2 separate regions of the Mus musculus genome follow, and region 1 is linked to region 2. Evidence: chromatin loops called from intact Hi-C (ENCODE). Cell type or tissue: left cerebral cortex. All regions are shown on one strand. Links, peaks and the distances in the headings refer to the core of each region. The heading gives the core; the rest is flanking DNA. Region 1 has its middle 13 kb from the start of Snrpe. Region 2 has its middle 35 kb from the start of Gm51648.

Region 1 (11,851 bases), core at 1,764-9,763, 420 kb before region 2:
TAGTGATGTACTCATCAGTTCTAAGTGCTTGTCTGTCACACGTGAGGCCCTGTTAGATCCCCAGTGTTACAGAACAAAAACCCACCGCTGACTTCTGAGTACTGCGACACCAGCACTTGTAAGTGCAGGAGGTTGCAAACATGCTTGTAGTTCTGTTTGCTTAGCAATTACTGAGACACTGAAGAATTGAGAATCTTATCACTAAGATGAGAATGTGGAAAGCAGGTATGGTGTCCTGTGCCTGTAACCCAGCAGGAGATTGAAGAGGGTGGAGTGAAGGACAAGGTCTGTCCAGGCTAGATAGCAAGAGTGGCTCAAGAGCGGACTAGGAGGGAGGGTAGAGTGAGATACCTTTAAAGTACAAGTCAGATAAATGTAAAAAACTAATAGGAAGCTCTTGGGAATCTTAGTTTGGGAAAGACCACAAACACCTGGTAAATTAGTCGTTAGGTAAAATAGTAGCATACTGAAAAGACTTACTTGTTCTCATCTGTAAAGATTTAGGTTCCTTCCCAAATGATAATGCTAATTTGTTTGGCCTGCGGAATGTCTCAGTGGGTAAACATTTTCAAGCATGAGGACTGGAGTTAGCACCCCAGAACCTAATGACAGTTGGGTGCCTTGTGGTCTGCCTGTAATACCAGTCCTTAGGAGGTAGAAATGGAACCTGGAAACACCATCTGCAAACTGTGGGTTTAGTGATAGACTTCCCTAAAGTGTAAGATGGGAGTATGTGAGGAAGACAGACAATGTCAGGCATGCATAAACATGTGCTTCCACCCCTTAAAAAAACAAAACAAAAAACCTTGTTTTTTGTTGTCTGGGTTTTTGTTTTGTTGTTGGGGGGTTGTTTGTTTTGTTAGTTTTTTTTGTTTGTTTTCTGAGACAGCGTTGTACGTTTCTGGCCATCCTAGAACTCTCTGGACCAGGTTGGCCTTGAACTCACAGCATCACTTGCCTCTGCCTCCTGAGTGCTGCCGTTGTGAGCCATCACTATCTAGCTTTCTTCTTCTGGGTCTCTGATGAGGATGTGCTTGCTGACGACATAGCAGAAATACTGAGGTTGGAACAGCTTTCAAGAATCAGTTCTCCATGTGGAAACCAATTGGTGTGTGGGTGTTTGTCTGTCTGTCTGTATATGCACATACACTATGTATACGGGTGTCGTGGCCATCTGTGTAGGTCGGAAGACAACTTTGATGAGTAGATTCTCTCCTTGAGCCATGGAATCTAGGTGGCCAGCTCAGGTTGTTGCTAATACCCAATTGCCTTTGCCCAGCAAGCCATCTTAGTTTCTGTGTATGCACGTATCTGTGTATGTATGTATGTCTCTGAAACAATCTACTAGTGTCCATAGAATCAGAAGAGGGCATCAGATCCCCTGGAGCTGGAGTTACCAGCTGCTCTTGATGGATGCTGTGATTCTTAAGGATCTTCATGGTTGAGTGGTAGCTCTTCCTTTTAGCCAGTTTTCCACCCAGCCACTGGCTCTTATATTTTTTCTCTTTAGGTGCTGACTCGCTGGGTAATCCAGACTGACCTCAGATTCATGATCTTGCCTCAGTCTGCTGGGACTGTAGCCATGTATCAATATGACTGATGGGCTCCTAGTTTGTTTTATTTTGTTTTTGGAACAGGGTCTCATGTAGTTCAGTCTGGACTTTAATTCAGTATTTAGATGGATGTACCTTGAACACTGTACGTATCTTCGGCCTCTACCTCCCAAGTATTAGGATTGCCAGCATACATTATCATGTCTGGTTGTGTGTAGTTCTGAGGAGTGAACACAGGTTTCTGAGCATGTTAGGCAAACACTACCAGCTGAGCTACATACCCAAGTCTTAATAAATACCTCCTTCCTTGGGATTTTCACACACAGCCCTTAAGTTAGTATTCAAAGTAATACACTCACTGTGGCATTTCCATACATACGTCATTATACTGTAGTCTGATCAGCCCCCTCCCTTTCCTCTGTCTCCTAACCCCATCTGCCTGGATCCCTTCCTTCCCCTAAGTGGCCCACCTCCCTTTAGGTTTCCTTGATGGAACTTGTCTGAGTCTCCTGTAGTTTGCTTGGGATCGAGATTGCCCATCTTACCAATTTCCTTGTCAGTGTGATGATCTGATGTTTACAGATGAACAGGATTTGGCGTGTATTCCATGCTCTTTTATTCCATTCGTGTTAAGGGACATTTAGGCTAACTTGTGAAAAGTGCCACAGTAAACGTGGAAGTGCAAGTCTCTCCAATCTTTTGAGTCCGTGCGAGCCATATGACATTTCTGTGTCCCCACCCCCCGCATGTACCCAACAGGGTAACTGCTAGTCAAGTAGCATATGAAAAACCTCATGGGAATTTTCTCTTTATGGTCATGTCCACAGTAACATTTCTGTCTTTTGAGAAACCTTCATGCAGACATTAGTAATCACTATCAGGCTTGTGGCCTGAACAGCAGCAGTAAGTTTCTCTTTCCAGCACTCGCACTGGGATTTGTTAGGGTTTTTTGTTTTTTTTTTTCCCCCTCAAGGATAGCTGTTTTGATTGGGATGAATGAGATGGAGTCTCAGTTTAGATTGTGATTGTGTGAGAGACTATAGGTGTATGTATGGCATGGCATGCATATGGAAGTTATAGGTCCTCATCTTCCACTTTGAGACTGAGTCTTTTGTTGTTGTCCACTGCTAAATGTAACAAGCTGACTGGCCCATGAGCTTCCAGGGAATCACTTGTCTCCATGTCCAACCTCAGAAGCACTAAGATTACAGACATACTTCCCTACTGCCTGGGATCAAACTCATGTTCTCATGCTGCCGTAAGCATTTTATTTCTGAGCATATCCCTAGATCCTCAAATCAGTCCTTCCCCCCCCTCCCCTGTCTCCCCTTTCCCCTTCCCTCTCTCCCCTCTCCCTCACGGAGTTTATCTGTGTTCTGGCTGTGCTGGAACTCACTCTGTAGACCAGACCAGCCTTGACCTAGGAGATCCATCTGCCTTTGCCTCCTGTGATTAAAGGCATGTACCATCACTGCCAGGCTCCTCAAATCACTTAATTTGCATTTCTGTTGGCTAAGGATGTTCAATACTTGTGACTATTTTTGAAACTGCAGTTTGCCTTCCCGGTTCATTAGATGGTCTGCTTTGGGTGTTGACACTTTCTGGAGTTCTCCGTATACTCTATACATCCCTGTGGGATTGATCATTGTGGCAAAGATTTCCCCCTCACTTAGACTATCACTCATTTTCCAGCTCTTGGGAAATGTCTTGTGCCGATTGGAATCCTTTTCAGGAAGCTTTTATCTTACAGTTTTTATAATTTCCTCTAAGTTCAAGGATTTCAAGTCTTATCATTTGTTTCATGTGTATGTGTTTCAAATCATGTATGTGGAGATCAGAGGACAACTTGTGGGAATCTGTCTCCTTCCATAATTTGGGTTCCAGGTATCTAATTCAGGTCATCAGATGGCTTGACCCACCAAGCCATCTCCCTAGCCCCAAGAGACCTAGTATTAATTGCCTTTGCAACTAAGTTGACATTTCCCCTTTAGCTTTCAATGTCATTTCTTTGCCTTTTAGCTTTTAGTATCTTGACTCTACTATGGGGTGTGTGTGTGTGTGTTTGAGGGGTTTGTTTGTTTGTTTGTTTGTTTTTTCATGGCAGAGTTTGTGTAGCCCTAGCTGTCCTGGAACTCACTCTGTAGACCAGGCTATCTAAGAACACACAGAGACCCACCTGCCTTTGCCTCCCAAGTGCTGGGATTAAAGATGTATGCCACCACTGCCTGACTGACTCTACTATGATGTCCATGCATTTTCTAATTTGAGGTTTCAAATACCTCTTATGTTGCAATGTCTTTTTCTCCTGATCTGAAAGGTTTTCTATGAGAATCCCATGAATAGAATCATACCATTAGCATTTCCACTCCTTATCCATACCATGGATTGCTCTGTTGATCACAATGCCAATAATTGGATGTTATGCCTCTGCCCATTTATTTGTTCTTTATTGGTGCACTTTGTGAGCCTGTTCCTCACGGTGACAAAATGACCTGGCGAAGCAGCCTAAGGAAGGAAAGTGTTACTTTAGCGACTCAGTTTGAAATGCAGTCCTTTGTGAAGGGAAGTCAAGGCAGCAGGAGCTGGAAGCAGCCGTCTGCAGTCAGAAGAGAGAAAGGTGGTTGCTGTCACTCAGCTGGTTTCCTTTTCCAAGGTGGGGAGGCAGGACTTTCCGGGTGATGGTGCCACCTTCCTTAAGGAGGGCCTTCTACCATAATCCCTCACAGGCCAAGTAGCCTAATCTAAAGCCCCTCAGGCCTGCTGGAGCCTTGTTCTCTGAGTGACTCTGGATGGCCTTAGGTTGACCCTGTCAGTCTGCAGGCTCCACCCGGACGGTCTTCTGTTCAGTTGAGTTCATTGCTTACTGTGTTTTATGTGGGTCAAGGAAGGGTTGGGGTTTTGTTGTTTTGTTTTTTTAAATATTTTTGTTTTGTCTTTTTTTTTGGGGGGGGGGGTCCTCTGTGTAGCACTGGTTGTCCTGTAACTTAATCTGTAGACCAGGCTGGCCTCGAACTCATGAAAATCCACCTGCCTTTGCCTCTTGAGTGCTGGAATTAAAGGCATGGACCACCACCGCCAGTCTTGAGCAGCCTATGCTGGAAGACTTCGCCCTCCCTCCCTGTGACTCAGTGGGAAGGTAACACTTGAAACTACAGCAGCATCAACCTGCACAAGAGCTAAGTTTCCCTTGAACCAATCATGCTCCTTACATTACCAGAGATCATAAAACAGTGGTGAGCTGACTGTGCAGTTAAAAATATTTAGGGAAGTGTGGAAATAGGGAGGGCTGAAATAAAGGAAGCTGGCTGGGAAGAGGGAGAAACACAAGCAGAGCAAGTCAATGCTTTGAGATGCAGTGAAACAGGTGTAATAGGGAGGGAGGAGAAGAGCAAGAAGGAGCTAAGGTAGCCAAAATAGAGAGGATCCTGGAAGGAAAAGCGGGAGGGGAGCTAAGAAATAAGGAAACATACAAAGCTCAATGGTGGTGGCGCATGCTGTTTATCCCAGCACTTAGAAGGCAGAGGTAGGCATTCTCTGAGTGATAGCCAAGGCTACACAAACCCTGTCTGGAAGAAGAAAAACAAATCATACCAACAAAATGAGACAAAAACCTGAAGAGCAAGAAATTGTAAAGCAATAAATAAAAATGTAGAGAGTAAGGGGCCTGGTAAGATGGCTCAGCAGATGAGGTTGTTTGCTACCAAACCAGATTCCCTGAGTTCAACCCCCAGGACACATGGAAGAGAACCAGCTCCTGTAAGTTGTCTTCTGACGTCATATGGATGCTACAGCACATGTGTGCAAAAGTAGGCTTGAAGGGGTCACAAAGGTGATGGAAGTATTTGGGACAGCTTCCTCCTGAGTCTTTGACCTCCCTGTGTGGGGTTACAGGCTTGTCCTGAGTTATGTCAAATCAGGACAAGATGGTGCCTGGCTGCTCCCTCTGTCCACAGCAGCTCATCTGCCAAAATCATTGCTCCACCGAAATTTGGCTTGTCCTCTGGGTGTCTTGGGCTTGCCCTGAAGCAAGGACTGCACATTTCTCCTGCCTTGCCTCAGGAGAGCAACTACTCCCCTCCCCAGTCAGGGGGCTGTGCTTTGGGTGCGGTTTGCCCCTCCCTCCAGCAGGTATTTTTGCCCTTGTTTATTTTGTCACTATATTGGTGCAGTGTCATGTGTGGATTATGCTCATTTCATCAGAGGACAACTTGAAGGGGATTGGTTCTTTTCCACCATCACTTACTTCTTAAGTAAGTTCTTTGCCTTTAGGAGAGTGTATTGTTTCTCCTGATTCTGATTGTCACCCTTGAAAGCTCACATGGGCAGATTCTAGCCCTCACACTTGGAAGTCTCCAGCTTTGCGTAATAATTGTGATAGACAATTAATAGAGGTTTTCTAGGCAAAGTTGAACAAATACTGAAACAGATTCACAAGCAAGCAGGGGTTCTCCGTTTATTTTAGGTTGGTTCCCCTTGTTTGGCCCAGGTAGCCTTAAGCCTAGTCCTCCTGCCTCAGCTTTCTAAGAGCTGGGACTATGAACATGTGCCACCTCACTCATGCTAACAGTTTTAGTATTATGTTCTTAGTGGGTACTACAAGATGAGGAAGGCCAATCCTATGTTTATATTTTGTGGTGCTGGGGATCAAACACATGGCCTGGTGTATACTACGTAAGCATTCTGTCACTGGGCAGCACTCCCAGCCCCAGAGCCCATCTGAAATCACGATAAAGGTAAAGATGGCTGAAAGTCCACCAGGAAGTTCAGTTTCTGTACTGGAAAAATGACTCCATAGGTAAAAGCACCTGGACGCCCACCAGCAAGCCTGACACTGTGGGGAAGAACGAGCCAGCGTCCAATTGTCCCCTGACCTCCATGAATGTGACGAGCTTGTGTTCCCACATACATTATACACCAAATAAGTTATAATAAAGTTTTTTAAAGTCCCAGTTCTTTTTGAGATTCATTAAAGTGAATAAAATCACTCTGTCTGAGGCAGGAGAGTTGTAATGACCATAAAAGTCAGCCCCTGGGAGCTGCCTTTAGCTACAGCGATCTCCTTTCTAAATGTGTGCCCTTTGGTTATATTTTCAGTAGACTACTTTAGCACTTTCAACATGCCTGAGTTTGAAATTCATTAAGCCAGCTCTGTAAAGAAAATACTGGGCAGTAGAGGGAGTTAGAGCGGTGGGACTGCTGATGAAAGACCAGAGCTAAAGACCTCCCTGCAGCTTTCTTGGCACCAGAATAGCTGGGAAGGAGGATAAAAGCTGGAGCAGGATAATCCCTAAGAAAACCTGCTGGCTGCTTTTTCCATTTCCCTGTGTGGCCTTTCTGACCCGGTTGCCCTGTGTAAGCAAAGCTGAGCCTGCTGTGGCTTATTCTGAATGGATCAAGATGTGGAAGGTTCTATTTTTGACAGAGCAAACGATGATCTAGTGAGAAATAGGTGCTCTTACAATTGAGCTCTGTATTTAGAAATCTTTGCCTGCTGCTCCCTGCTCTGTGGAGCCTGTGGTGTTTGCCTTTTAAACTTGGACTTCTCCACAATCTGTAGCTCCTTTCTTCAAACTAGAATTTGTATTGCAGGGAGGCGTTGCTCTCCCTTCATTAAGGCTACTGAACTACTGGGAAGCAGCTCATGTTGGCAGCCCTTGGTATGTGGGCAATTATTTTTCTGGAATGGCTCTTTGTTTCAGAGAGGGTCTTGCTAACCACCCACTAACTCTTGTAACATTCTTGAAAGGGGGTTGGGGGGAGCTGGAGAGGCATGCCCTGAAAGAAAATTAAGTACTGATATGAGCCTGGTCTGTCCATGGCAGGTAGAGGGAAGGAAAAGTTTGAAAATCTTAGACTTACTATTCATGGGCGCCAACTCTTGTCGGTCCACGCTTGTCAGGTAAGGGAGAGGACTGGGCTTATTTGAGTTGGGCTGTTACTGTACTGTTCTCCCCTCTAGCATGATTGACACACACTATTCAAGTCTGTTACTGTTCCCCCTCTAGCATGATTGATAGACACACACTATTCAAGTCTGTTACTGTTCTCCCCTCTAGCATGATAGACACACACTATTCAAGTCTGTTACTGTTCCCCCTCTAGCATGATAGATAGACACACACTATTCAAGTCTGTTACTGTTCTCCTCTCTAGCATGATAGACACACACTATTCAAGTCTGTTACTGTTCTCCCCTCTAGCATGATAGACACACACTATTCAAGTCTGTTACTGTTCCCCCTCTAGCATGATAGATAGACACACACTATTCAAGTCTGTTACTGTTCTCCTCTCTAGCATGATAGACACACACTATTCAAGTCTGTTACTGTTCTCCTCTCTAGCATGATAGACACACACTATTCAAGTCTGTTACTGTTCCCCCTCTAGCATGATAGACACACACTATTCAAGTCTGTTACTGTTCTCCTCTCTAGCATGATAGACACACACTATTCAAGTCTGTTACTGTTCTCCCCTCTAGCATGATTGATAGACACACACTATTCAAGTCTGTTACTGTTCTCCTCTCTAGCATGATAGACACACACTATTCAAGTCTGTTACTGTTCCCCCTCTAGCATGATAGACACACACTATTCAAGTCTGTTACTGTTCTCCTCTCTAGCATGATAGACACACACTATTCAAGTCTGTTACTGTTCTCCTCTCTAGCATGATAGACACACACTATTCAAGTCTGTTACTGTTCCCCCCTCTAGCATGATAGACACACACTATTCAAGTCTGTTACTGTTCCCCCTCTAGCATGATAGACACACACTATTCAAGTCTGTTACTGTTCTCCCCTCTAGCATGATAGACACACACTATTCAAGTCTGTTACTGTTCCCCTCTAGCATGATAGACACACACTATTCAAGTCTGTTACTGTTCTCCCCTCTAGCATGATAGACACACACTATTCAAGTCTGTTACTGTTCTCCTCTCTAGCATGATAGACACACACTATTCAAGTCTGTTACTGTTCTCCCCTCTAGCATGATAGACACACACTATTCAAGTCTGTTACTGTTCCCCCCTCTAGCATGATAGATAGACACACACTATTCAAGTCTGTTACTGTTCTCCCCTCTAGCATGATAGATAGACACACACTATTCAAGTCTGTTACTGTTCTCCCCTCTAGCATGATAGATAGACACACACTATTCAAGTCTGTTACTGTTCTCCTCTCTAGCATGATAGACACACACTATTCAAGTCTGTTACTGTTCTCCCCTCTAGCATGATAGACACACACTATTCAAGTCTGTTACTGTTCTCCTCTCTAGCATGATAGACACACACTATTCAAGTCTGTTACTGTTCTCCCCTCTAGCATGATAGACACACACTATTCAAGTCTGTTACTGTTCTCCCCTCTAGCATGATTGATAGACACACACTATTCAAGTCTGTTACTGTTCTCCCCTCTAGCATGATAGACACACACTATTCAAGTCTGTTACTGTTCCCCCCTGTAGCATGATAGACACACACTATTCAAGTCTGTTACTGTTCTCCCCTCTAGCATGATAGACACACACTATTCAAGTCTGTTACTGTTCTCCCCTCTAGCATGATAGACACACACTATTCAAGGCTGTTACTGTTCTCCTCTCTAGCATGATAGACACACACTATTCAAGTCTTCTTCTGAAGAAATGCTTGGGGATTTCGGAAACTTCTAAAGGTGTAGGAGAACTTGTGTCTATTCATGCTTAGAAGTTAACATAAACAGTTGACTCTCAGTTGATCTCTGTGAGTTCAAGGCCAGCGTAATGCCTCATAGAGGGTTCCAGACCAGTGGGCAGGGATACACAGTGAGACACTGTCTTGGGAAGAAAAAAAAAAGAAAAGAAAAAATCTTGTGCTGCTGCTCTCTTGCTCTTGTTTGGATTTGGTATCTGTGATACTAGCCATAGAAAAAGAGTTGGCGCCACTTTGATTTCATTTTTTTTTTTTTTGAAAAGTAAGAAGAATTGTCTTAGTTATTTTGGCTGTGAAAATATTCAGTCTTGAACTTTTCCTTGCTAGGAGCCTGTTTACATACATGCATGTGTGTGTGTGTAACTAGGTTCAATCCAGTACCTTGTACACACATTATCAAGCACTCTACTGCACTGAGCTGTATTCCAGACTTTTAAGGGTTTTATTACTGATTCAATTTCCTTATTCACTCCTGGTCTGTCTCAGTTTTCCCTGTCTCTCCCTCTCCCTCTCCCTCCTTGCTGTGACCTCTACTACTGAACTACACCCTCCGCTTTGGATTTTTCTATTTCTTCATGATTCAGTCTTGGCAGGAACATATGCATTTCTTACAGGCTATCTAACTGGTTGGTGATGGGGTATCTATGTGTAGCACAAGCTGGCCCTGAACTCATGATCATTCCACTGTAGTATTAAGAATGCTGGGATTACAGGAGTTCAGCCTTCAAAAAAGGACCTCCTGAGTACAGAGGATAGTGCAGTGGGTAAAAGTGCTTACCATACAAGCCTGGAGACCTGACCTCCACACATGTGCCATGGCCGTGCATGTGTGTATGCATATAAACACACGCACATATAAACACAAATAAAACCCAGATCTTTTTTTTTTTTTTAAGATTTATTTATTTATTATATGTAAGTACACTGTAGCTGTCTTCAGACACACCAGAAGAGGGCATCAGATCTCATTATGGGTGGTTGTGAGCCACCATGTGGTTGCTGGGATTTGAACTTCGGACCTTCGGAAGAGCAGTCGGGTGCTCTTACCCACTGGGCCATCTCACCAGCCCAAAACCCAGATCTTAATTTCAATTTTTACTTCAGCTCTCATCATCTTTATTAGTTTTCCTGTCTTTGACCTTAGTTCTTGTTTTAGTTCTTTGAGGAGTGATGTTTATTTAGTTGGCATCTGTCAATGTTTTTGTTGCTTTTAGAACTACTTTTGCTGTATCTCATAATTTCTGTGTTGTTTCTGTTTTAGTTTGGGGTGAGGGGTGCGCACGTGAGCGTGCCTGTGCCCATACGCAGAGAGAGAGAGAGTATGTGTGTACATGTCCATGTGCATAAAAGCCAGAAGAGGATGTCCAGAGTCCTGCCTTATCTCACTGACTTGTAACTGTGGCTGCTCCTGCTCTTTGGGTTTCCATCTGTGTGGAATATCTTCTGTTCTTTCACTCTTAGTCTGTGTGTCTGCAACTCTCTTCCAGACAGCACATAGTTGGATTTTTGTTTGTTGTTTTAATATAGCCTGTTTTAAAACACCCTGTATTTTCGGAGACTTGAATCCATGTACATTCAAGTTTATTGATAGGTAGGAACTTACTACCAAGGTGGCAAGATGGTTCATCAGGTTAAACACAAACCTGACAACCTGAGTTCTGAGCCCATAGAACCCATGTAAAGGTGAAAGGTGGTAGCACATGTCTGTGATCTCAGCATCCCTAGAACAAGATGGGAAGCAGGAACAGGAGAATCCTCTGGAAGCTCGAGGGCCACGGTGGGAAACCACAAGAGAGGCTGCCTCAAGTGTGTTTGTTGGAAGAGAAGGACCGTCCACATGCACACCATGGCCTGTGCACACCCTTACACGTGAACACACAACAAAATAAATATTAATAAAGTAAACCTTACTGCTGTCGTCCTTCTGGTTGATTTTAGACAATTGATTCCTTCCTTTCTTGTTTCCTTCTTTTGTGGCTCGATGGTTTTCTCTCTGGATGCACTTTGAATCCTTGGCTTTTCTCACCCACACACTCTGGAGATTGAACCCAGGATTTTGTCAAGTGCTCTGCCACCAAGCAGTAACCACAACCCTCCTTTCTATTTTGGTTTTGTAGTTCTAAAGATTTTTGCTTTGTAATTACTGAGTATAAATCTTATAATACCCTATTTTGGGCTCAAAACAATTTATCTTTGCATACAACTCTGTACTTTCACACATACCATGTTAGCATATGCTAATTGTGTAAAATAATGGGTTTCACTCGTGTCTCTAGCTGCATATGTATCAGAAGATGGCCTAGTCGACCATCAGTGGAAAGAGAGGCCCATTGGTTGTGCAAACTTTATCTGCCTCAGTACAGGGGAACACCAGGGCCAAGAAGTGGGAGTGGGTAGGTGGGGGGGGTGGGTGGGGGAGCGGGTGGGGGACTTTTGGGATAGCATTGGAAATGTAAATGAAATAAATACCTAATAAAAAAAGAAAGAAAAAAAAGTTTATTATTGGGGCTAGAGAGATAGCATAGCAGTTCAGAGCACTGGTTACTCCTCCAGAGAACTCAGGGTCAATTCCCAGCACCCACATG
Region 2 (11,851 bases), core at 2,309-10,308:
ATACGCACTTATTTTATTTTTAGAAATGTTTCCAGAGGAAAACATCATTGACAAGTGTAGTGATTAGAATATGTATATATTCATTATATCTTTTTTTAATAAAGGGTAAAGAAAAAAACAAAATATCTACATTCAACATAAAGGTAAAAAATTAGAACAAAAAAAAAGAAAAAGAAAAAGCCGGGCGTGGTGGCGCACGCCTTTGATCCCAGCACTCGGGAGGCAGAGGCAGGCGGATTTCTGAGTTCAAGGCCAGCCTGGTCTACAAAGTGAGTTCCAGGACAGCCAGGGCCATACAGAGAAACCCTGTCTCGGAAAAAAAAAATTAGAACAAACATGGAACGAAACATTAAGAAACGACTTTAAAATATTATAAAAAATAAGAACATGAGAGGTGCTTATACGACAACAGCATACAGCTGGATCAAAAAATTGAATGGTTTAGGCCTATTAGAGCATACTTTGAATCCCATCTTAGGAGGCAGGTGGAGGCCAGCCTAGTCTATATAGCAAGTTCCAGGCCAGCCAAGCCCACACAGTGAGACCCTGTCCCAAAACAAAACAAACAAAAAAAAAAAACAACAAACAAAAAAAATGTTATGATATGTATGTGTGTTGGCACAACGAATCTGCTCATATGTTTGTGAATAAATTCTAAAAAAGATACATCAGCCAAAATGTTTGACTTAGATACTAAATCTCTTTCCACAGTTCCGTGTTTAATAACTATTTCAATACAGAATAGAATTTCTAAAGTATAGGCCATCATATAAATTCTGTATCTTAAAGTTTATCCTAAGGAGGGGGGGAAACCATCTTAAATGCCAGGGGAGCAGGGGAGGACCCATAAACAAAAATGCACATATTGTGTTTATTTGTAAAGGGAAAATAAAGCTGACAGCCTAAAATGTTCAAAAGCGGCTATGTAAAATGCCCCGGCGCCCACATGCAGACTATAAACAGCGTTTGCAAAGGCAACACTTTGTTTTTTTTAATCCCCGTGTGAAAGAGAAGGCTGCATGTTTTGTGACGCTTCAAAGCACCAGAACCAAAGGGTGGAATTGAGGGTCTCAATCAAACAGGAGAATGTTCCCGCCACTGCAGGGAGCTGTTATGAGGTAAGGAGTCTGGGTCCACAGGATTTCCCAAAGGAAGGCAGTCCTAGGCCTCAGAGGGAAAAGAGTCGGGTAGACATAGGTTCTGAAAGACTTTAAGAGATAGTGGTGCACAGTTCCAGAGTCTACCTGCCGTGGAAGATCCTGGGGGGCACATGCACAGCTTCCCTACTCCCCACTGGCTCCCAAAAGAAGTTTGGTTCTGAGAGTATTTAATGAGAAAGGCTCATGCCAGCTCCAGCTATGTCAACCTCCTGCTTGGGCCTTTTCCAGCAAACCAAGCTCTCTCTAGCCCAGCCACCTTCCTCCTGCCTTTACCTGCCCCAGGGGCCAAGTAAATGTCCAGCGTCCATCAGATGGGCTGCTGAGCAGGCAGTGAGAAAACAGGAGCGTCATCCACAGCCTACTACGTGACACCTCACCCTTGTCTGGGGTGCTGTCGCAGTCAATCCTAGGGGCCTCAGCTGAGCCCACCCCTGGGCGCCACTGGGCCAAGATGGGGGGGGGGGGTAATGACGGCAGCTCAGCCAGGGCAGGCGCCTGGCTCCTGGATTTCCTCAGTAATTACTTCATTTGCACTGAGCAGGAAGAATCCAACTCAATCATCCAGGCAGACACACTAAATGTAATTATCTATGTAATGTGTCCTGCACCATAGCCTTCCTGTGAAAAAGAAAAAGCAGCCGAATTGAGGGGAGGGCGGCCCCTTTGTCTCTAGCCCTCGCAGCACGCCACCAGGATTAATTACATACAGCGCTAACACGTTTATCACCTCGCCACCAAAGGGGAAACCAAAGGCTTTTAATAATTCATTATCTGCAGCCCAGCACTCTGAATGGTTGTGCGGAGACACAGAACCCCCGCTCCTTTCTGCAAGGAAAGCCAGGCAACTGTGCAGGTGCCCAAGCCGCTCTTGCCACCGCTCTGGAAGCACTGCTGCTCCACCCCCACCCCTATTCCCATCCACGGCCGCGGACCCAGGTGCTGAGACACGGGCGCACTCCTCTCCGCTAGCAGGATGGGCTCGACTTTTGCCCGGGCTAAACCGCAGCTGCCCAGAGGTGGTTGCCGGACAGTTGCACCCGTAGAGTCCTCCCCACTTCCACAGGGTTCAGAGGCTCCGGGTGGGAGGACCGGGACAGCACCTGCAGTGCCCCGCAGCCATCTGGACAGGGGCTCTGGCAGAGGCGTGCCAGCTAGGGCTCCGCCCACGCATGCTGGAGCCCTGGCGGCTGAGTGCGCCACTGGAGATGCCAGATGGAGAGCGAGAGGTCTTGAGGGACTTGGGATGAGCTACCCGGTCCTGAAGGCTACACACCTCTTGCGAAACTTACTGGGGGACACATCCTTCTCCCCCACCACGCTCGAGCCCGCCTCTCTGCATCCAAGATCTCCCACCTCTCACTCTCCAGCCAGACTGGCTTGCAGTCCCAAAGGGCATCTCCCAGTAGCAGCTTTTCCCTCCTCCTCCTCCTCCCCCTCCTCCTCCTCCTCCTCCTACCCCCCTTTCCTCCCCCCTCCCCCTCCCTTGCGTATCTCCGACCACTTCAACCCTAGACTTCTCACACAATAGCCCAGTCCTAGGGCTCTAAACAGCGGCAGTTTGCTTTTCCATCACCAATACGGCATGTTCCATCATCCCCCTGCCCACAAATCCTTAAGCAGCTACCCACTGAACCGCAGACACCCCCTAAGAAACCAAGAGCCTCTGACCCCTTGCACTGAGGAAGGAGAGCCTCCACCGACCTGAACCTGACCCCTGGACCCTTCCATCTCTCTTCCCTACAAAATTAGAGATAGGGCGGGGCTGCACCTTGGAGGTTGGCAGCCCCAAAGCTACCCTCACCCGGGGACGCAATTCAAATGTAATCAATTCAGAGGGTGCCGGCCCATCCTAGGGATTCTGGAGGGGTGAGGTCACAGAAAGGCTATAATTAGCATTCTCAGCATCCATGATCCCTATGTACCGCTGCCAAGGCTGAAGATGAAGAAGGCAGTTCACTGCAGTGCACGCAACCCTGGCCTGTGCGGCCAACACCGGCTGCCAGCTCTGCCCCCCAGCCTAGCCTTCTTTCTCCCACCTCTTAGGTCTGATGCACCTAAACGACTCACCGGCTGGGCCTCGGAGGTGTGATCCCGCGCTGAGAGCGCTAAGCGCGATTTCGGAGGCACCCCTCCCCCAGCTCGGGCCAGCTGGGGTCCTCCTCCCCCACCCCTGGGGACCCCTTCGGAAGAGTGCCGCTCTGGATCTAATCTGATCTAATCAGTCATCTTCTCGCTGGCAGGTCCCTGGCTCCGGGGAGAGGATGCTGTTGTGGTTACTGCAGGATCCAGCACCTTTCCCAGGCAGAAGCAGCTGGGCATGCTCCATCGGCTCCCGTGGGGATTTCAGGACCACGTGACCCTCCCTCCCCAAGCTGTCACTTAGGATCAGGAGTAAATAGTCCCCTGAAAGGTTTAACTCCATCCACACCAGTGACGAGCTGCTAACCACCCTTGTAACCCTCCCCGCAGAGAAGGGGTTGGTGGGCACAGCCTCCCCGGCCTCCCACAGACAGGACAAGGCTGCCCCCCAGAGGGCATCTGGGCCTGCTGCGTATGGGTAAGCAGCGTTTTTTAAGAGTCCTACCACAGGAGACTGCAGGATGCTGTTGCCCCTGGGTTTGGCACTGTGGTGGGGCCTCGTGCACCCAGTGGTGGCTTTTCAGTTCTGTGACTGTCCCCAAACAGAGAAACCATTTCATAGAGGGTTTTGCTAGGATCCTAATACTTCCATATCCCTCAACACAATGAATTTAAAGGAAAAATATTAGGAGAGCTCTGGGACCCATTTAAAACAAAAACAAATAACCAAAAACAAAATAGGATCTCATAGTCTTCATCCCAGACTAGTCTCCAGTGACCAAGCCTTCAATCTGTGCTCTTCAGTATTGATGGGCAGGGGCAGGGAGCTTTAAACATCTCTCCCCTCTACTGTGCCTCTGTTTCTTTTCACATCTCTCTGGGAAAGGAGATTCTCCATGACAGTGGATAAGTGCAGGGGAAACCTTGGTTTTAGGACCAGGATCAGAAAGGAGTGGGACGGATTTGCCCTTAACTCCCAGGGGTTTTGTCTCTGCCACACCTTGGACCCAAAGCTGGAGACCATATCATTGAGGTCACTTTTTTTTTTTTTTTTGAGTTTTTTGAGACAGAGTTTCTTTGTGTATCCCATTCCTGGCTGTCCTGGAACTCACTCGGTAGACCAGGCTGGCCTCGAACTCGGAAATCCACCTGCCTCTGCCTCCCAAGTGCTGGGATTAAAGGCATGTGCCACCACTGCCTGGCTTGAGGCCACTTCTGAACATAGAAACATTCCAAAAAGCAGGAATTGATGAATACCTATAAGGTTCCACCCACTTGATAAGTCTATTGTTATTTGTAAGTGGACTGTCTTGATTTAAAAAATAAAAACAAAAAGCAGCCTGGGCTGAAGATGTCTGCTCAGTTGAGTGCTCGTCAGGGTACATGAAATGAAGCCCTGGGAGTCTGCAAACCAGCACCCCATAAAATACAGTATAGGTAAGATCAGAAGCTTAAAACTATTCTTGGCTACTCAACGAGTTCAAGGCCAGTCTGGGCTACATGAGGCCTTGTCACAAAAGAAAAATGAACAAAGCAAGAAAGCAACCTGTTCCTACTCTGAGTCTAACCACGGTGTGTGAGCATCCCTGTGTGAGCATGAGCATCCCTGTGTGAGGATCCCTGTGTGAACATCCCTGGGTGAACATCATCTCTGTGTGAGCATCCCTGTGTGAGCATCCCTGTGTGAGCATGAGCATCTCTGTGTGAGCATGACCATCCCTGTGTGAGGATCCCTGTGTGAGGATCCCTGTGTGAACATCATCTCTGTGTGAGCATCTCTGTGTGAACATGAACATCCCTGTGTGAGCATCCCTATGTGAGCATGAGAATCCCTGTGTGAGCATCCCTGTGTGAACATCATCTCTGTGTGAGCATCTCTGTGTGAACATGAACATCCCTGTGTGAGCATCCCTATGTGAGCATGAGAATCCCTGTGTGAACATCCCTGGGTGAACATCGTCTTTTGTCACCTGGAGCACTTTCTTTAAAAAAGGATCTGCTTTAGAAGGCACAAGAGAACTCGTCCCTTCCTGCACCCAGGAAGAGATAGATTAGGAGACTGGAGATATGGGAGAGACTTGATGGAGTCAAGCCAGGAGCCTGGGGAGGTACCTAAGGGACAATCCTTCTCATGCCTCCTCAGGGTAGGGGGGCACATGGCAGCCTATCTGCTCTCTTGGTAGGGTTTCCCCTCTCTTTCCCTCAGCTAGATGAGCTGCCAGGCTGGTCCTCAATGACTCTGTGGGAAAGCCTCTCGGCTAAAGGGGCAGGGAAGTTGTGAGTAAGGGCCCCGTGCCAGGCCCAGTTCACCTACCCAGCTCTCCAGGACTTGGCAAGGATGTCTGGTACAGGTGGGGCCGAGTCGGCTTCCAGGCAGCCAGAAATGAGGGACTCTTGGGGAGTCCCTGGCCTTGAGAAGTTAATGGAGCAAAGTGGGGTTGAGAGAGATCCCAGTACGCAAGAGGGGAAGAGAAGGGGACAAGGACCCCCAGCTCAAATGCCATGCAATCTTAGGCAGCTGGAGAGGGCAGCCAACAGACAGGCCCGCTGGGCGGGTTTCCTCTTTGGCAGACAGAGCGAGAGCTGCAGACAAGGCTCTGGCTCACCCAGAAGCCCAAGCCAGAAGGGTGGCTGCTTCTGGAGGACACAGGGGCTCCGGGGGGAGGAGGGTGAGAAGCCAAAGGATGACTGGGCTGGGCACAGTGCCTTCCTGCCAGGGAGCAAAATGGAAGATGTATGAGGCCTTATGGGGCTGGCAGGGTGGAGGCGGCAGAGCTGAGAAAGCAAACATGCCTTGCCAAGTCTAAATCTCTCCTCTGTTAGCCCAGCCGAGAAGCAAACTGCTCCTGAGAAAGGCTGAGGAGGAAGCTTAAGGAAGAAGGAGCCCCAGAGAGAGCACCTCTGGGGTCTTGCCTTCCCATTCCCAATACAGTCTCATCTCACTCACTCACACCTTCAAAGATCATCACTACGCCACACTCCCCACTGGCCCTGGGGGTCACTAAACTGGTGGACTAACTTCCCCTCCGGGCCCACTTTTCCCTGGAGACCATGCCCACGCTCCTTCACCCAGAACCCACTAACTGGGAATCAGGGAGGAGGCCCGATAGTGAAGTTGTCAAGACTCAGGTTCCAGACTCAGCTCCACCCCTGACTAATGCAGCAGCTTTGAACTGGGCACTTGACCGCTGAGCCTCAGTTTTCCTCCTCTGTAAATGAAGTTTGTTGGCAGTGCAGATCACCCCCTTGCCTTCTCTCCTGTCCAGAGTGACATCTGCCTTGCTTGAGACAGAGCTGGTAGGATTCCTATACCAGAACTTCTGTCCTGTGCCTTTCTCTCGCCTCCCCAGGTGACCCACAGGTTGAGGGTCTGTCTGGACTCTTGGTGACCTGCACAGCCTCTGTGGAAGTACCAGAGCTTCATCATCCGGCTCTTGAGTATCTGTGGGTGGAGCCCTGCCTTCGGTATCTCTGCCTTCCAGCAACCCCTGGAATGGCCTGAGCAGCTCCTGGATGTACTAGGGGTTCAAGTAGGTGTCCAACCAACTGCCCATCTGGCACTTCCTGCAGGAACTGTTCAGACCAGAACAGGAAGGCACGCCAGAGCTGGGTGTGGTCCCTGGGTGGAGGAGCAACAAGTGTTATCAAGGTGTGGTTCTGTCGTCCACCTCTCTGCCATGTCTCCTGCCTAGACACCTCTACAGGGAGAGGCACTCTTAAAGACAGAAGGGACCGGTTCTACAACAGACTGCCTGTGCAGGAAGCAAAAGACCAGGGCCAGATCTCTTATTGGCTAGGAATTGCTTTTACATAGCTGGCTCATAAGTCTCAGAAAGCCTCCAGACCCACAGTGACAGAACTGCAGTAAAGGAGGGTCAAGATGGCGCTCAGTTCCTTGCAAGTGAGACAGTGGGTCATCACTCAAATCCCTTGGAAGGCATGGTCTGCGGACCATGTGTGCTCTGCTGCCCTCCTGTGGATCAGTGCAGTAAATGCACACAGGCCACAGTGAGCTACACCACCTTCCACTCCCTATTTGTTTATTCTCCTCTCAAATCCCCTCCTTGGAGGTGACACTTTTTTTTTTTTTCCGAGACAAGGTTTCTCTGTGTAGCCTTGGCTGTCCTAGAACTCACTTTGTAGACCAGGCTGGCCTTGAACTCAGAAATCCGCCTTCCTCTGCCTCCCAAGTGCTGGGATTAAAGGCGTTCGTGCACCACCATGCCCGGTTTGCAGTGACACTTTTAAAACCTCAACACACTGGAGTAGTACAACAGTAGCAGGTCCCATAAGACCCGACCCTCGGATGCCATTAAGGATCCGGCTTAATGAGATACAGTTATTGTCCTTGTTAAATACCCAGCCCAGCAAATGTGAAATGTGCTAGAAGAAACATCACCCCAAATTATCCCAACATCTGATTTTTTAAAAATCACTTCTTGGGAATCCATGTATGGAGTCATCAGTCCCTTTACATCCCAACCAAATGTCAGACGCCTTGGTGAGAAGGGATTGCTCATGGAAAATAAGGCATTCGGGATCCATTCGTTCATTGACATGCTCATTGGTGAGGGGTATGAAGCCCCAGGCACCAAGAATGCTGAGTGCCATCTTGATAAGAACACAGCGGTGAAACCACTTCAGCTTTCCTGTTGCTAAAACGGAGATGAGAGAGCCTCGCTTACCAAGGGATTAAATGAGGCAATTCAGTCAAGTCCTGAGCTCTGAGAGTGGCTCCTGCTTTCACAAGCTGTGGATATTTTTATTATTATACACAATAAGACAATATTCTCTCTCTCTCTCCCTCTCCCTCTCCAGACTTCATGAGCATCCCTGGGTTACCCCTGCCCCTTGAGGGGTCCTCAACCATGGTCTGGAGATGGTCCTAGAAAAGCCGATCCCCATCAGCTGGAAGCCTGTTCCACTTGAGAAGTCTACACCCTTGGAGACTGGTTCCCACACGCACAGGGCTTCCACAAGTGGAAAGGAGGTGGATGAGGGGGGAGCCCCAGAGCCTTGGTATGGCAGGGGAAGAGCGAGGAGCAGACTGGGACCACAGACTCCACAGGGCTGAGAAAGACAGAACTGAGCCTGGGCAGGAAACCTGCACATGCTGGGGAGCATAATTCAGGCCTTAAGCTGTAAATGATGGAAATGTGGAAGGGTTTTAGTTTTAGCAAAGAATGACATGAACATCTTATATTCTTGGGGGAAGGGGGAAACACTCTTGCAAGAAGACCACCAGAAAGGTCTAGGTAGGGATGAACTCGGATACGGCTGGGAGCAGCCAATGAGACAGGAGGAGTGAAGGACCCACGGGGTCGGGGGCAGGGGAGGGAACGTGAGGCTCCCTGCTGTGGCGTTCTGCTTCTAAGAAGGATGCAGAGAAAACAATTCATGTGGGCTCACACTCTGCTGAGAGTTACAGACTGGTAGCTGAATCAGTAATTAGTTGTGTCCCTATTTATATTCCATTTTTTTCTCACCCACCCACCTATTTCAGTAAATGCCGGGTTCCTATAATGTATCGGAAAGATTCTAGGATAACGGAAAACAATGTGAGCAGAGGCTGTGCTCGAAGATTACCCAGCAACAGAGTACTACCAAGAAGTAAACACGCTGGCTTGGGCTTGGCGGTGCTGTGCCTAGCATGGGTTTTGGCCCCAGTACCACAGAAGAACCAATCGACAAGTAGGAGCCAGAAACCTGGATATAGGAGGAAGAGAAGGTGCCCAGGGCACAGGGGACAGTACATGCAAAAGCCCTGCTGGGTCTGAGGTGAAAGAGGCAAAGAGAGGTGAACTTCAGCATAGAGCAGTCCTGAGAAGGTCACAGAGGTGGGCGCGTCACCCCATCTTAAATAGTACGTTTTAAAATTATGTGTCTGTGTGTGGGTATGTGCACACGAGTGCAGGTGCCCACAGGGGCCCCCTGGAGCTGGAGTTACAGGCAGTTGTGAGCTGCCTGCAGTGGGTGCTAGGATTTAGTCCTGTTCTCCGGAAGGGCAACGTAGGCTCTCTTGACTGCTGAGCCACCTCTCCAGCCCCTGGGTGGTAAATGTGAAGGATGGGCGAGATAAAACACCAGGAGAGTGTTCAGTAAACAAGCCCAGCAAGGGAATGCTTACCAAAAACTATCAAGATGATGTCCTGAAGACTGAGAAATGTGCAGAGTGTTTATGTCAAGCAAGGGCTGGGCGTGCCCTTGCAGAGAGTCAGCTGTGGAGCCGTGTGACGACAGAGCGGTTTCCAAATAGGTCATGTGCAAAAGGGCTTTTTTTTTTAACTGTAAAAATATGGCTAACACCGCAGGGCAGGGTGGGGCATGCTTTTACTCCCCATATTTGGAAGGCAGAGGCAGGTGAAACCCTATGAGGTCTAAGTAGCAAGTTTCAGACCAGTCAGAGCTAAATAATGAGATCCTGTCTCAAGAAAGGGGTGTGGGGGGGTTGGAGGGGTAGCTTAGCAGTTAGGAGCAGGACCCAGGTTCGATTCCCAGCACCCACATGGTTGCTTGCAACCACCTGTAACTCCAGTACTGGGGGATTCATCCTCTCTTGGGGAGATGTGACCTCTGGTGGCACTGCACACGTGTAATACACAGACATGCAAGCAAAACACCCATACACATAAATTAAAGTATAGGTGTTCTGATGCAGGGATTATCCTAAGAGATGGACATGTTAAAACTATTGCAATGTATTATTATTGTTATTACTATTATTATAGTACTGAACCTCATAAATGTTAAACAAGTGATTACTACTGAGTTCTATCTCCAGCCTGTCTTCACTTAGGTCTCCCTAAGTTACCCAGGCTGGCCTAGAACTTCCTATATAGCCTGGGTGGGCCTTTAACTTGGGATCCTGCTTCCTGTCTCCTGAGTACCTAGGATTACAGACCAGCACCGCCAGGCCCCGATAGAGGTGAGGATTTCAAACAAAAAAGTACTAAGACTGGCGCCTTCCTCCCTAGAAACTCTGGCAGAGTCAGTACCTCAGCACCAGGGCAGTGGGCATCAGGACTCTTGGGAGGCTGCAGAATACAGGGGTGGCTCAGGCTTGGGCACAGAGCTTCACTTTTGGCAGGGAGCTAGAACTGAACTTTCAGGACAATGGAGAGACAGACAGAAAGACAGTGAGTTCCAACAGAAGGAAATGAGCCCAAGTATGTAGCTGTGGGCCTCCAATGCTGGAAGAGTCGCATCCTCTGCCTACCTGCTTCCAACCAGGAAGCTTCCCAGGGCCTACCTCACCCACCCCAGAGTCAAGACTCAAAGCCCATATGACCTGGCCAATCACGTAGAGGAAAGAAAGCACCCCACATCCCAAGGGCTACAGAGGCCCCCATCCAGATGAACAAGAGTAGCTGGGCCTGGCCTTACCACCGCCATCCTGTTTGCTCCCAAGAAGTCGCCCCCCCCAACATTCTGTACCCCGCTTCACATCTCAGTACCTGACTCTTTCAACCCTTTTCTGGTACTTCAGTGACAGTATCCCATACAGGCATGAGCCAGTCCTTCTGCTGGTTCAGCTCAGCCCAGCAGTCCATGGACCCTACCCCAGATACCTTTCATTGACTCACCCTAGTGACCCTTAGGCCACCAGACACATGCTTCTGTCTACCTGGTGCTCCTCAGTGCCTCTAGGCCATCCACAGACCCCGTGGCTACAGCTTGTGTGATATGCCAGATCCTTTAACCACCTCCCCTCCCTAGGAGGAATCTGTGACTGGGACAAAAGCCAGGCCAAAGGTGAGGTTAAGAAGAGAACCATCTACTCACTTGATGAAGTATGCAGCTCCTTCCGGGGTAGAATCCATCTCCCAACCCTTAGGCAAACCTGCAAGGAAGCGAAATCACAAGCTGAAGAGTCCAGGATGCAGATTCTTGTCTTGCCTCTACCCAGCAGCCCGGGGTCTGGAAGGACAGAAAAACTCCAGGGGAAGCCACAGTCCGAGCAGCCGCCTTTCCCCCCATTAATTCCAACATCCACATCTTCATCAAGTAAGGAGAAAGATGAAGGCAACAAAAAGAATCACTGCTTGGTGCCCGTCCTCACTCAGCCCACAAACCTCTCCTGAGCATCTGGGCCAGAGGCAGACCCCGAGACACATCAGGGAACCACAAATGCTCATCCTCTATGGAGCCTCAGCGTCCTCTGAACCCCTCATCACAGAGGTCAAGGCTGGTTCCAAGAGCGGGTGATTCATCCAAGCCCTCAGCACTCAAGGTTTAGATGGGATACAAGTCTCTGAATCCCAGGAGGTAACGTGTTAGGACCTCCAGGTTGCTGCTCTACCACAAGACCAGCTTGTGAATTTCATTAGCAACTTTTTTTTAAAAAGTGTCCAAGGGGTCACTGGCAGAGTCTCAGAGTGACAAGGACTGAATCACTGAGGAAACTAACCTTGGCCAGGAAGCTCTATGGACATTACCCTCATACCAGAGAGCCTGGTTAGGTCCTGACTTGCCTGATGTCTAAGGGTTTCTATTGCTGTAACAAAACAGCATGATCAGGAAAGGGTTTATTCAACTTACACTTCCAAATCACTGGCCATCACCAAAGGAAGTCAGGACAGGAACTCAAACAGGGCAGGAACCTGGAGGCAGGA

What was found. A loop is a pair of places that touch in the nucleus more often than their neighbours do. Peaks named below come from ENCODE experiments on the same cell type or tissue, not always from the same donor. Only the 100,000 strongest peaks of a DNase experiment are listed, where the experiment ranks them.
Region 1: a loop joins it to region 2, with 2.4 times the contacts of the local background. A loop is called at or near these places in 8 of 42 quality-filtered maps.

The regions. Positions count from the first base shown.
Region 1 is chr1:133,591,802-133,603,652 of GRCm38, reverse strand. It overlaps the pseudogene Gm23939. Among named protein-coding and RNA genes, the nearest start is that of Snrpe, 13 kb to the left of the region's middle. In left cerebral cortex, for the core only: a CTCF peak has its summit at 6,732 (motif pointing right); DNase peaks (open chromatin) are centred at 6,828 and 7,092.
Region 2 is chr1:133,172,977-133,184,827 of GRCm38, reverse strand. It overlaps a transcript of Plekha6 not described here. Among named protein-coding and RNA genes, the nearest start is that of Gm51648, 35 kb to the left of the region's middle. RefSeq lists an enhancer at 611-4,160. In left cerebral cortex, for the core only: CTCF peaks have their summits at 2,338, 3,676 and 7,219 (motif pointing left); DNase peaks (open chromatin) are centred at 5,950, 6,684, 7,188, 8,722 and 2 more places; H3K4me3 peaks cover 1,485 bases; H3K27ac peaks cover 2,812 bases.